4 separate regions of the Homo sapiens genome follow, and all the other regions are linked to region 2. Evidence: chromatin contacts called from ENCODE Hi-C or POLR2A ChIA-PET data. All regions are on one chromosome and are shown on one strand. Each heading gives the region's core, a stretch centred on a gene start or an enhancer-like site at or near the end of the contact. The rest is flanking DNA. Distances are from core to core; before and after follow the strand shown. Region 1 holds the start of PPID (peptidylprolyl isomerase D). Region 2 holds the start of RPS3A (ribosomal protein S3A). Region 3 overlaps C4orf51 (chromosome 4 open reading frame 51). Region 4 holds the start of SMARCA5 (SNF2 related chromatin remodeling ATPase 5).

The links. Hi-C counts contacts between places; a loop is a spot of excess contacts on that map. ChIA-PET counts read pairs that join two places held with the same protein, here RNA polymerase II (POLR2A). Pooled maps may share reads with other maps.
Region 1: a loop to region 2 is called in a pooled map, with 11 times the contacts of the local background. The contact joins the promoter of PPID here to the promoter of RPS3A in region 2. A Hi-C loop is called at or near these places in 5 of 50 pooled maps.
Region 3: a map of transverse colon shows a loop between it and region 2 (34-fold over the local background). The contact joins the enhancer-like site here to the promoter of RPS3A in region 2. A Hi-C loop is called at or near these places in 1 of 168 maps with a recorded cell type or tissue (transverse colon) and 6 of 50 pooled maps. POLR2A ChIA-PET finds 5 or more read pairs at or near these places in 1 of 52 experiments (BJ).
Region 4: a map of CD8-positive, alpha-beta T cell shows a loop between it and region 2 (29-fold over the local background). The contact joins the promoter of SMARCA5 here to the promoter of RPS3A in region 2. A Hi-C loop is called at or near these places in 4 of 168 maps with a recorded cell type or tissue (B cell, CD4-positive, alpha-beta T cell, CD4-positive, alpha-beta memory T cell and 1 more) and 10 of 50 pooled maps.

The regions. Positions count from the first base shown.
Region 1 is chr4:158,722,141-158,725,086 of GRCh38, forward strand. It overlaps PPID (peptidylprolyl isomerase D), which reads right to left and starts at 1,256. Exons shown (of 10, transcript NM_005038.3): 1 at 1,064-1,256. The coding sequence starts at 1,148. RefSeq lists enhancers at 666-1,249, 883-1,362, 1,250-1,834.
Region 2 is chr4:151,098,181-151,101,483 of GRCh38, forward strand. RPS3A (ribosomal protein S3A) reads left to right here and starts at 1,448. Exons shown (of 6, transcript NM_001006.5): 1 at 1,448-1,534; 2 at 2,305-2,408; 3 at 2,795-2,982. The coding sequence starts at 1,473. RefSeq lists enhancers at 358-427, 705-1,904, 1,203-1,787, 1,208-1,767, 1,788-2,371.
Region 3 is chr4:145,731,585-145,734,431 of GRCh38, forward strand. C4orf51 (chromosome 4 open reading frame 51) reads left to right here. Exons shown (of 6, transcript NM_001080531.3): 6 at 869-1,213. The coding sequence ends at 976. Among named protein-coding and RNA genes, the nearest start is that of C4orf51, 53 kb to the left of the region's middle. RefSeq lists a silencer at 1,258-1,857 and an enhancer at 2,413-2,847. Within about 2 kb of position 1,432, at least 33 of the 41 ENCODE cell types and tissues checked have a DNase peak (open chromatin) inside an H3K27ac peak, as active enhancers do; they include transverse colon, where a contact is called at or near this core.
Region 4 is chr4:143,512,345-143,515,386 of GRCh38, forward strand. SMARCA5 (SNF2 related chromatin remodeling ATPase 5) reads left to right here and starts at 1,358. Exons shown (of 24, transcript NM_003601.4): 1 at 1,358-1,757. The coding sequence starts at 1,581. SMARCA5-AS1 (SMARCA5 antisense RNA 1) reads right to left here and starts at 2,493. Exons shown (of 2, transcript NR_104027.1): 1 at 2,101-2,493; 2 at 1,128-1,881. RefSeq lists enhancers at 789-838, 859-948, 979-1,048, 1,079-1,448, 1,739-1,798 and 1 more.

The DNA of each region.
Region 1 (2,946 bases), core at 6-2,505, 7.6 Mb after region 2:
ATAAACAGATTTGAAACATTACACTAAGGATCATAACCAATTATAGTAGCCAAAAGATTAGCACCATGTAAGAGATATCATTAAATACAAATAGTTTTAAATCCTGAGTAATTTCTTCAAGAGGTACTGAGAATTTCCAATCACCAAGCAACCAACGGGAGAAAATTAAACAGTCTTTGGGTGGGCGGACTTGCCACGTGTTACGTATACCTGCAGCCTTTGTGCTCTGAGCAAACTGCCTCATGCAACCTCTGAAGCAAAAGCTGTAAAAATTCCTCCTCTAGATAGCAGCTAAGACAGGTGAGATTAAACCTAGCCCTAGCTAGTTGCAACAAACTGAATGTACGTGTAAACGTGTGTGTGTCCTGTACATGCATTCAAACACATTGCCTGGCCAGCAATTCCAACGTGTTCCAGAACAAGGCCAATCCAGTTACAAAGCAACACGCTCCCTAATTCACCAGGCCTTAGGAACTTCTGAGCGGCTATGTAACCTAGGCAACACCATCACTACGTTGAGCGCATTTTCCCAATGGCAAATTAAGAGAAAATGTTTGCTCATCTGAACGGACCTCTAAATTAAGAATCAGTAATAAGGCAAAAGCAATGAGCAAACAAGTCCCTTTAACGTATAAATAACACAGCACGTGCTGATATATTATCTCATGTGGCAAATATAGTTTCCTGGGGCCCAGCAGACGCATATCCCAGGATATGCTTTCCGAACTGTCCCATTGCAAACATAAAATATTTCATGCTAACTTGGTAGTGCAAAGGTGGCGTGGAAGTGCCACCAAATCAGGAGGCAAACCTAAAGGACGCCACAATTCCCGAACTAGAAATTTCCAGAAACTTCCGCACCACCGATGGCATTGATACAAGGGCGCTGGATCGATCTAGCCCTAGATCTCCGGGCCTGCTCCGGCGGACCAGCCTAGGCAGCCATCCCCTCCGCGAAACTGAGCAGTCACCGGCCGGAGCCGCATTCCGCCCTTGGAATCCCCCAAATCCCGGGAACCCCCGCCTCCTCGGGGCTTTTCCGCGAGCGTCAGACTCCGCTCACCTCGCTCCCCTCCGATGTCCACGTCAAAGAAGACTCGAGGGTTACTGGGGTTGGAGGGCTTGGCTTGGGGGGACGGGTGCGACATCTTGACTTGCAGACGTGTTTAGTACGGAATATCAGAGTACCTAGTGGCCGCCCGGGCCGCCCAAACTCCAGAGTCCGTCTCCGCCGGAGACCGGCAGCGACGCTGACCGGCCACTTCCGACGCAAGAACCGGAAGCCATGGCCTGACTTCCGGCACCGCCCCGCTCCCCCGCGCGGTGTTTCAAAGAGCCTGAGCGACTCCGTGCAGCGAACCGCGTGCCCTCCGCCACCTGTTCCTGGCTTCTCATTTAATGAAGTTGCGATCCCAGTTCTCATTATTCTTCTCGCTTGTGTTTCGTTGTCTTTCCCACCCTCGTGGCGTAGAGAGCTTTGGAGTCAACCCCATGCCAGCGTCAGCTCTGCCACCAAGTTGGGTGTGACTTCTCAGAAACTCAGTTTGCTCCTCTGGAAAAAGAATAAAAACGCTGACCTCGGAAGGTCGTTTTGAGGATTAAAGACATGAATCAGTACAATGCCTGGCATAAACTGGTGGTACCCAACCAATAGGAGCCTTATTATTGCCATGTCGTTACAATTTGATCTTCACATTACAATGTAAGTGGTAAGGCTTAGACTAAACGCTCCAAACAGCTAAAGCTGAGAGTCCAGAAGAGAGCACAGTTTTGATTCCTGATAAAACTGTATTTGGCGGGGCGCGGTGGCTCACGCCTGTAGTCCCAGCACATTGGGAGGCCGAGGCGGGCGGATCATTTGAGGTCAGGAGTTCGAGACCAGCCTGACCAACATGATGAAACCCGTCTCTACTAAAAATAAAAAAAAAAAAAATCACCCGGGCGTGGTGGTGCTTGCCTGTAGTCCCAGCTACTCGGGAGGCTGAGGCAGGAGAATCGCTTGAACCCGGGAGGCGGCGGTTGCAGTGAACCGAGATCGCGCCACTGTACTCCAGACTGGGTGACAGAGCGAAACTGTCCCCCCCCCCCCCAAAAAAAAGAAAAACAAAAAAATACTGTATTACTATAGCCCACTTTTCCCTTATGGGGATCTGTGTAAAACATTTACTTTTTACACACACACACACACACACACACACACACACACACACACATATATATGAGGAGAACATAGCCTTGCCTCTTAATAAAGCCTAATTTTGGAGAAGAGTGGCAATTCCCTGTGTAGATGCTTTGCCCTGTAGTTCTATTGGAGCTCAGCAATTTGGATTCAGCCTGAGGCTTACTTTATCAATAAGGCAGGAGATATCCTTAGATGCTTCACATTTTTTTTTCTTATGAGAAAGTAAAAAGTATTGGAATCCAGCACTCAAATAATGTCTCAAAAGCCAGGAGCCTTGTGTCAACAGCAGCAGCCAGAGTGGCTTTTTGGAAGGAAAGACCAGTGCTAATTTTCCCCTATCAGAGCTGTCACCATCCCTCTAGATGAAGGCTCCTGCCCTACTTGCTACCCGGTCTTAGGATAAGTAAAAGTTAGAAGGGTTACGGTTAAAGAACAACTGATTCCTATTCTCAATTTGAATTTGCCTGTGATGTTATACACTGGACTAAGCACGAAAGTTGATGTTAAAAAAGAAAAAAAAAAAAGCAAAAGCTTCAAGTTCTGACTACATGTATACTAGGCATGTTACCAAAGAAAAGTCATTTAATTTCTCTGAACCCTTCTCATTTCCTTTTCGGTAAAGTGCCAAAGAACAGGGTATGAGAATGGAAAAAGATAATGTGTAAGCATTTGCCTTGTAATCTCTAAAGCATTCTTATACACTCTTTTTTAAATTACTGAAAATTAGATGCTATAGTGCCTGAAGTTGTTTTAAAATAACCTGG
Region 2 (3,303 bases), core at 198-2,697:
CTACTAGAGGTTTAGGAAGGTTGTCTTGGGGGGTGGGTGTAGTGGGAGGTAGGGGATGGAGGCTAGCAGGACTGGAAGGGATTGTAAGTTTAAAAGCTTGCAGGGGGCCTTGTAAGTAAGGGTTGGTTTTGGCTTGGTCACAGGGTTTTCTGCCAGAGGGGAAGTTAGAGAAGGGAACTCAACACACCACTGGCTGAGTACCAAGCCTGTATGGGCCAGATGCTTTCCGAGGGCTGCACACTTGAGCTAGCCAGCCACACCTTGCCAGGATGTGCTCTGTTAACCCCTACAGTTAAAAAAAATGGGGGAGGCGGGTTTGGATTAGTTGCAAAAATGGAAACATTTGGAGATCTCACTTTTTTTTTTTTGACGCAGTTTCACTCTTGTTGGCCAGGCAATGGCGCGATCTCGGCTCACTGCAACTTCCGCCTCCTGAGCTCAGATTCTCGTGCCTCAGCCTCCCGAGTAGCTGGGATTACAGGCACCCACCCGGCTAATTTTTTGTATGTTTAGTAGAGACGGGGTTTCACTATGTTGGCCAGGCTGGTCTCGAACTCCTGAGCTCAGGCGATCCGCCCGCCTCAGCCTCCCAAAGTGCTGGGATTACAGGCGTGAGCCACCGCGCCCGGCCAACGCCCTGCTAATTTTATCATTTTCTTGTAAAGACGGGGTCTGGCTGTGTGGCCCAGGCTAGTCTCCAATTCCTGGCTTCAGTTGATTCCCCTGCCTCAGCCTCTTAAAGTGCTGGGATTACAGGTGTGAGCCAACGAGTTCGGTCTCACTCTATTTTAAAAAAACCTTTTAATCAATATATAACAGACATATAGAAAAGGACACAAATAAGCGTAGAGCTTAGTGAATGTTCACAAAGCAACAACACCTGAGATGAACCAGCATCCACATCAACAAGCAGAACGTCGCTAGCATCTCTGGAGTGATGCTCATTTAGCCCTATGAAACCTCATGAAGCCGACCGTTTTATCACCCCCATATTACGCATGAGGAAACAAGCGTGGAGAGGTCGGTCTCAAGCAAAGCCCTGTTGAAACCGGCATTTGAATCAGATCCGCTGACTGACTCCAAAGCCAATGCTCTCAAAAAGCAGGTTTGGGGGTTAGACGGTGAGTTCAGCTTTGAACGATGTTGAGTGGGCGTCTCGTTTTACAGAAACTTACTTCCCGACGTCACAGCCACAGAAACCACAGGTAACCAGACGCCTGCACGTCAGGCCACCGACGCCTTGGTCTACACAGCGCAGCCTCCAGTGAGCCCGCGGCATGCCGCGCGGCCTCCCCACACACGATGGCGATGTCGCAACCACAGTAGAAAGAGTGGCGCTCTCTACTGTCCCGGAATTCTTGAGGCCGGAAGAATAACAGGGCAAAGGTCACGTAGACGGCGCGCCCCGCCCCCGTACGCCTAAGTTCTCGCGCGACTCCCACTTCCGCCCTTTTGGCTCTCTGACCAGCACCATGGCGGTTGGCAAGAACAAGCGCCTTACGAAAGGCGGCAAAAAGGGAGCCAAGAAGAAAGTGTAAGTCGCGACTGTCGTGGCGTCTTGCTTTTTGGGGGTCTGCTGGAATCGGCGGGCTGGTCCTAGATCGCGGCGTAGGCCGGATGGCGAGGATTCCAGTCGGATTGTGCGGGCCGTGGCGGGTTGGTGCACCCAGGAACGCGGCCTGGAGGGTCGGTGTTGAGTAGCGGCAGGTCGGCTGCCTTTCCCAGGCCTTCTGGTCCTTGCGCGCGTCGCGTTTGAGCCGGCTTGCCGGCGCGACTCGGCTGGAATGTTAGTTTTGTGGGCTCACGAGCTGCCTCAATTCTGCGAGTGTTTGATGGCACTGCGACAGCAGGAGTTGAGGAAAGCACCCTTCTATCCATTCAGGACCCGTCAATCTCGCCTTTGCTTGGTCCCGCTGGAATCTGCGAGCTCCTGCTAAGCTTTGGGGCCATGCAGTCTCTTAGTTACCAGTACATGCCATTACGTGCCAGCAAAGTTAATGAGATTGCATGTTACTCGTGCCTGTGTAGTGGAAGGACCGATGCATGTTATTCTAAGTGCCTGTGTAGTGGATGGACCGATGAGGGTGGGAAGTGGACATAACCTTTCAAAGTCTGATGCATGCAGTGAAACGTACAGTGGGAAGAGCTAGATTTATGTTTGTTCCCCTCACCTCACTGTGAGATATACTTTGGTATCAAATTGCCGGTTAGCTTTTTAAAATATTAATGGGAAATACCATTAACAGTGAAAAATACAGTAAGAATTGATCTGCAATGGAACTTAAGCATCTTCTTAAAATCCAGGGTTGATCCATTTTCTAAGAAAGATTGGTATGATGTGAAAGCACCTGCTATGTTCAATATAAGAAATATTGGAAAGACGCTCGTCACCAGGACCCAAGGAACCAGTAAGTAGCTTATTCTTGGTTTGTATTTTCCTTAAGTTGGCGCTTGTATATTGTAGCAGGCATCTTGGTCTGTTGTTGGTCCTGTGGTGGGAGACTTTAAGGAAATGTCAGCTCTTGGTTGCAGCCTTGGCACCTGTGGTGATCATTTTTAGTACAGCACTTGGAGAGAAGCAAGATGGTGCTTTTTGAATTAAGAAAATGTGCCATGGGTAGTTCTGAGCTTCAAATAAGTACTGTTGATAAGTCACTGGTGTCTGGATAGATTTGATAACAAAGGTTAAGGTCTTTATAATTTACCATTAACTTAATTTCTACCCTCAGTTTACAGGCTTGACTTTGCTTATATGGTTCCTAAATGTTAAGATACTTGTTTTTTTCTTTTGTAGAAATTGCATCTGATGGTCTCAAGGGTCGTGTGTTTGAAGTGAGTCTTGCTGATTTGCAGAATGATGAAGTTGCATTTAGAAAATTCAAGCTGATTACTGAAGATGTTCAGGGTAAAAACTGCCTGACTAACTTCCATGGCATGGATCTTACCCGTGACAAAATGTGTTCCATGGTCAAAAAATGGCAGGTGAGACCCAAAGTTCCTTAGAGTGGTTGTGCTATGGGTGTTTGACCAAGGATAGCATGGTTTGATGACTGGAAGGAGCAAGTTCATTTTATTTATTTATTGAGACCAGTGAAATGTCCACAAAGTTCATTTTAAATTTTTGTTTTCTTGCCGTTGTTGAGTGCTAACTCTGGGGTTGCCACACCATATTTTACTTACTATTTAAATCTAAGATTTAATAGTGGTGTATCATCAAAGTCAGATTTTCTTGCTGCATAGATTAGTGGTTTTTTGAGGAACGTTTAGGTGCAGGTGGGCGGTTTTGCCTGTCTTAAGGATGTT
Region 3 (2,847 bases), core at 182-2,681, 5.4 Mb before region 2:
TTTTTTTTTTTTTGAGACAGGAGTTTCACTCTTGTTGCCCAGGCTGGAGTGCAATGGCGTGATCTTGGCTCACTGCAACCTCCACCTCCTGGGTTCAAGCAATTCTCCTGCCTCAGCCTCCCGAGTAACTGGGATTACAGGTGTGTGCCACCACACCCAACTAATTTTTGTATTTTTAGTAGAGACAGGGTTTCACTGTGTTGGCCAGGCTGGTCTCGAACTCCTGACCTCAGGTGATCTGCCCACCTCGGCCTCCCAAACTGCTGGGATTACAGGCGTGAGCCACCATGCCCGGCCGAGACAAGGCAAATCTTAATATTTTTAAATATATATAGTTTGGAGGAGAACAAGCACTGAGATATATAAATGCCCAATTTCCTGCATCAAAGCAATAAGTAGAGATTGAATGAAATTTTCAACGATCATTAACACTATTCTTAGTTTCGAAAGTATTTGCTTGCTGGGTAGTGCTTTTGGTAATCATTCTCTAAATATTTATATTCCTGTGTCCTATCTTGAAGAAGTTCCTGATGGAAACTGGAAAGCAGAGCATTCACATCCAGGAATGTGGGAACTAAAGGAATTAGGGAAACCTGGAAAGAATCTTACCAGAGAAGCAGTGGGGGCCGGTTAGGGATTGCAAGAGTTCCTGCCCTTTTTCTCTCCCACTTTATTAATCTGGCCTTCCTAACAGAGACACAATATATTAAACAGGAAGGTTAAGAGAGATGGAAGAAAATGCAGGATCAATCCCATCTCCTGCTCATGAATGATGTCTGGTTTGGAAGAGACCATTTAATTCCCAATTCTGTGGAAAAGTGACCTTTGCGGATGAGCGAGTGTTGACAACCAGGCCATTTTTCTCCAGCTTCATGGACGGTGCGATTCTGAAAGCAAGGTTTGCTCATCTGAGGATTCAGAAGCTGATCGATACTCCGATTATGGCTGGGGAGGACCCTCATCGCCATTTAACTGAGTTGGAAAATGAAGCCACAAGGCTGGAGGCGTGGAGTTTGCTTAATAAACAACTTTGAGGTATGGGGCCCTCCCAACACCCTCCCCCCACCCGCCCCGCCCAGGAACGTCTGGACCCTGGCAGGTTGGCTTTCTGGGACAATTCCATGGGCTTCATTTATCAGTTTTTTCCCTTTTTAATTGGTGGAGAGAGACAAAAGTTTTTATAATCTTTATTAAATTTTCCTTTTTAAATAAATACTTGGGACCACATTTCTCTGCTAGAACCACAGAAATGGTGCTGCGGCCCCGACCGTCGGGGGCTCCGGCGTCACAGAGCCTGTCCCTTGTATCTGGGAGCCCCGGGGAAGGCGCAGGGGCGTGAGAAATGCTCTTTGTATTCAGAGCGGTCACCCAGCAGAGCCGGAGCCTTCCACCGCCAGGTTTTCCTCCGCGCAAGGCGCCGCCGGGAAGCGAATTGGCTCCGACAGTCGCGGGGGCGGGGGCGGCCTCAGACGCGGCGGGCTCGCGAGCTCAGGGGCGGAGTCGTGGCCCTCCCGTCCCGGCTCCCTCGGTAGGCTGCCTGCGCCCCCAAAGCCGCGCCCACGGCCCGCCCACCCGCCGCCTGCCCCTCCCCTCCCCGGTCCGCCTCTTCCCGCTCCTCCCGGCCCGCCGGAGCGGCCGTCTCCTTCTTCCTCCACGGCCCACCTCTTCTCCCCCACGATCTTCCTCCCCTAGCGTCCACAGGCCGCCTCCGCCGCCTACGACCCTCCTCCTGCTGATTCCCCCCCACCACCGCCCGCCTCGTCGCCCCCGCGGAGCGCGCGGGAGGGAGGGACCGGGAGCGGCAGGGGCTGCACATGACCTGGGGCGCGGGAAGGAGCCCGCTGCCGTCTAGGCCCGCGAAGGGCCCCGGCAGCCGCCGACTTCTGAGGAAAAGCAGAACGGTGTTTGGTTTACTAAAGTAGCCGCCTCCTACCACTCTTCCTCCCCAGCCCCGCTCTCTGCTCCCCACACCCCCTTCCGTTTACTCCTAGTTACCAAGACCGTCCTTCTCTTAGGATTTCTGTTGAATAGAAAATACAATTAAAAGTCGCAGCACCACCCCTGCCTCCCGCCCCACAAACTCCTAGTGATTATTTTTGTCTCTTAGCCCTAGGTCGGGTTAAATACATTCCCCGGGAGCCATCTGGTCTGATTCCCGGCAACCTTCGTATGGTTTCCATTAAGCTCTCCAAAAGCATGCATTGAAAAGGCAGCCCTGTAGCCACTTAGGAACCTCCGGAGTTTTGCCCTGGCCAGCCCCAGTAGACATCCCAGGCAGAAGGAGAGAAAGGCCTCTGTTTAGGTTCCGAGTCTAGTACCTCATGATCCTGGTTTTAATCTCGAATTTCTTGGCTTTTCCTAGTCCAAGAAAATACAGTTCTCCAAGGTAATGGCTATCATTAATTCATCATTTGTTTTTTACTATACGCAGAGGATAGCTGATTAGAATTCTGTTTTAATTCTAAAAATGAAGGCTAACAGCTTTACAGATAGGTTGCAACAGTAACCTGGCCACACAAGTTCAATTTGACCAGCAACATTGGTATGGTGGGGTCTACACCTTCTCGCCTGTCTGTCCACCATTCCTTAACCCCCAAAAGGCAAAGAACAAATATTTGCTTGTGGAAACATATTCCCTCACACGTGGGTTAGGGCTTGTGTCCAAGAAAAAGGGAACCGGCAGGTTCATAGACTCTGAGTGTTGTAACTAGAGTGTTCCTTAGGATTCATCCGAGATGTATATCCATTGATTGAGGACACTCAGAAAGTGGAGGGGCTTCGGGAAGGTCACGTGGCTGATGAGTACAGTACTGCGGCCTAATTTGGGGATGGGAGGGTGGGGAAGAG
Region 4 (3,042 bases), core at 108-2,607, 7.6 Mb before region 2:
ATTCATCTTTGCATATATCCTTAGACATTTCCTTATAGTCTAAGAACTAGCATTTCTAGTGGAGTGGGGACATTTTTCCAGATGTCCATTTAAGAATTATCATTCCATTAGTTAAAAAATTTGCAGGCTATATATTCAAAGGGGATCCCTTCTGTTTGGAATTCAACATAACCAGTTAGCTCAAACCTCAACTCTCGAAAAATGTGTCTCCTTTACTCAACAAACATTTAGAGAATACTGAATATGAGGAATAAAAAAAGATAAAAAAGACCCTGTACTGGGCAGGTAATCTACTGTAGTATGCAGATTCGTTATCAAACAGACTACAATGTATTTAAATTTTGTAGGCGATGAATGCACAAGGCCCTTAAGCTGCATTGAAGGCTGCCTAAGGCAGTATACAAAATCAGTGCTGAATATTTGTTAACACTTAAGGAGAATGTACGTTTTAATTTTCATGTTTGATGCTTGGGGAAAAGATTACATCGCACCACCTATCTTCCCCATATATTGATTATTCGTGTTTCTCACTTCCATGGTAGTGTGCACGTTATTTGCTTAACTTTGGCATATAAATTCAGAAGAAATATCATTTAACTCTGTGCCTAAGGAGGGTATTTAGAAATAACCGACGCAGCTAACATGAGAAGGCAAAAAAAAAAAAAAAGAAAAAAGAAAAAAATCACACTAACGGACTTTTTTTTTTTTTCTAACAACAAAAAACCGTGAGACTTCACTTGGGGTAACCATAACGTCGTCAAGGCTGTGGCGTCACGCCTCTAAGCGGATACGGCAGAAGTTTTGGGGCCAGACACAAGACTTCCAAGTTTGAATGGGCAGCGCAAAACCCAGACAAGTTTTCCGGTAGTGCCGCCAACCCCTGTCAGGCACAGAAGACACAGCGAGAACCGTGAGCCGTTACGAAAGCCTAAAACACTGAGCTCGCGTCCTGCCAAGCAGCAGGCGCACAAACCTACACCTCCGAGCGCTCCCTGGAGGTCCCGCCCACTCTTCTCTCCCGAGCCGGCTAGAGATCTGGAAGAGGGCGGGCCAAGGGTGAGGAGGGCAGTATGCGCATGCGCGCTCAGGACCCAGTCAGTGAGCCAATAAGGAATCTCGCGAGTGTTGAAAGTCGGTGGCGTAGGTCGTCGTCCTGGATGCTGGCGAGATAGATGTTATCTTCCAGAGGAAGAGGAGGAGGCGGCGAAGCGTTTTCCCAGCCTCAGTCTCTCTTTCGTTTTCCTTTTCCCTTCCCCCAACCCTCCGCCCTTCTCTAAATCAGCCGGCCTTCCTTGACCTCAGTGACCCGTCTGGCCCCGCCCACCCTCGTCGACGTGATTCCCGCCGTGAGGTAAGCGCCGGTGGAACCTAGAGCCCCGCGGAAGAGCAGAACGTTTGGGAGTGTGCAGCTCCTGGGCCCGGCTCAGGCCCGTCGCGGAGGCGCGGCGCAGGGGAGCGCTCGGGTGGGAGTCTCGCTCCTCCACCAGTTTATTGCGACGTAGCATCCAGGCCTAGGCCTCCCCGTCCATCCCCGCCGGACTCGGGCCTCTGGCAGCAGCGGGTGACGCAGACGGAACATCATGTCGTCCGCGGCCGAGCCTCCGCCACCCCCGCCTCCCGAGAGCGCGCCTTCCAAGCCCGCAGCCTCGATCGCCAGCGGCGGGAGCAACAGCAGCAACAAAGGCGGCCCCGAAGGCGTCGCGGCGCAGGCGGTTGCGTCTGCGGCCAGCGCTGGTCCCGCAGACGCCGAGATGGAGGTGAGGGCGACTTGCGGCATGGGGAGCGGGTGCAGCGGGGAGGAGGAGCTGGCTCCCTCGCCGGATCGTGGCGATCGGACGCAGAGCCGGGTTTCTCTCTCTGCACCAGACTCAGCTTCACACCCTGTGGATACGAAATGATGCTCTCACTCTTGCTCCCTTGTTCTTACCCTATTCGAGCTAAGCAAAATGGATTTCTGGCTCCTCACATTTAAATTATTTGTCTCTTTCGTGAATCCTGACAAATATTTGAACGCTCTCAGTGAACAGATGTTCTTGGTTACCGTGGCCCGGGGGACCCATCGTTTTTTTCCCACTAGACTCCCATAATTCCCTCTCCTACCTCTGAATGTGGTTTTTAGTTTCCACCAAACTTCGGGGAAGGGCGAGGAGATGACCCCTTAGGAGCGGGATGCACGGGCGGGGTGAAGGAGGCATTTAAAAGCAGCGCGTCCGAGGACTTGGGCCTCCTTTTCTTCTTCCCGGTCCTTGCAGGGGCGGTATCTGTTGTGGGCAGAAACAATGGCGAGAGCTGGATGGCCGAGTGCGCAGTGGGGATAAGCGGGGCGCAGCTGCTTCTGTGAAGGGAGAGAAGGCCCCTCCCAGGCACTATTCCACTGGAAGGGAAGCAACCAAGGCAGCAGCAGCTGTCTCGGATCCCCCGTCTAATTTAGGGGGGATGAATAAGTGTAGGAATGAATTAGAGAACCAGGCGCAGTTGGTTGGCTCTCAGTCCGGCACTTTTCTCTTTTTGGCCTCTGGCCTTAAGAAAAAAAAAAATTAGTACCACTCGCTGCCGAGACTTATGGGTTTGGGTTGGGCAGGGGATGCTGACAGTACTGAGGGGGCTGGAAAGATGGGGGAAGCTGCCAGGCGGGTAAATTGGATATGCTTCCAGGCTTTGCATCTGGGAACAAAGTAATTGCTCCTTCCAATTTTTATTTTCTTGGCCTTCGACCTGTTTTGAGATATTTTGTGAGTCGGAGCCCAAAGATTTCTGGGATTTTCCTATCCTTAGACAGAATGAAAGTAATACTGCTCCGAAGATGAGTCTTGATGCAGAATCATTATACAGTAAGAAAATGGTAGCGTAATTTACCATTGAGGCTTTTGGCACAGTAGTTATATTTGGGTAGCTGGGGTTAAGTAACATTAATGTTAGTAATCATTTAAAGAACTTTTAGTGGTGAGGGTAGGTTTAGTGACATAGGAACTCCTGATAGTTCCTGTAGTTTTGAGTGATTAAGATAAGATTACTTCCAAATTAAAATATATTCAGTGTTGC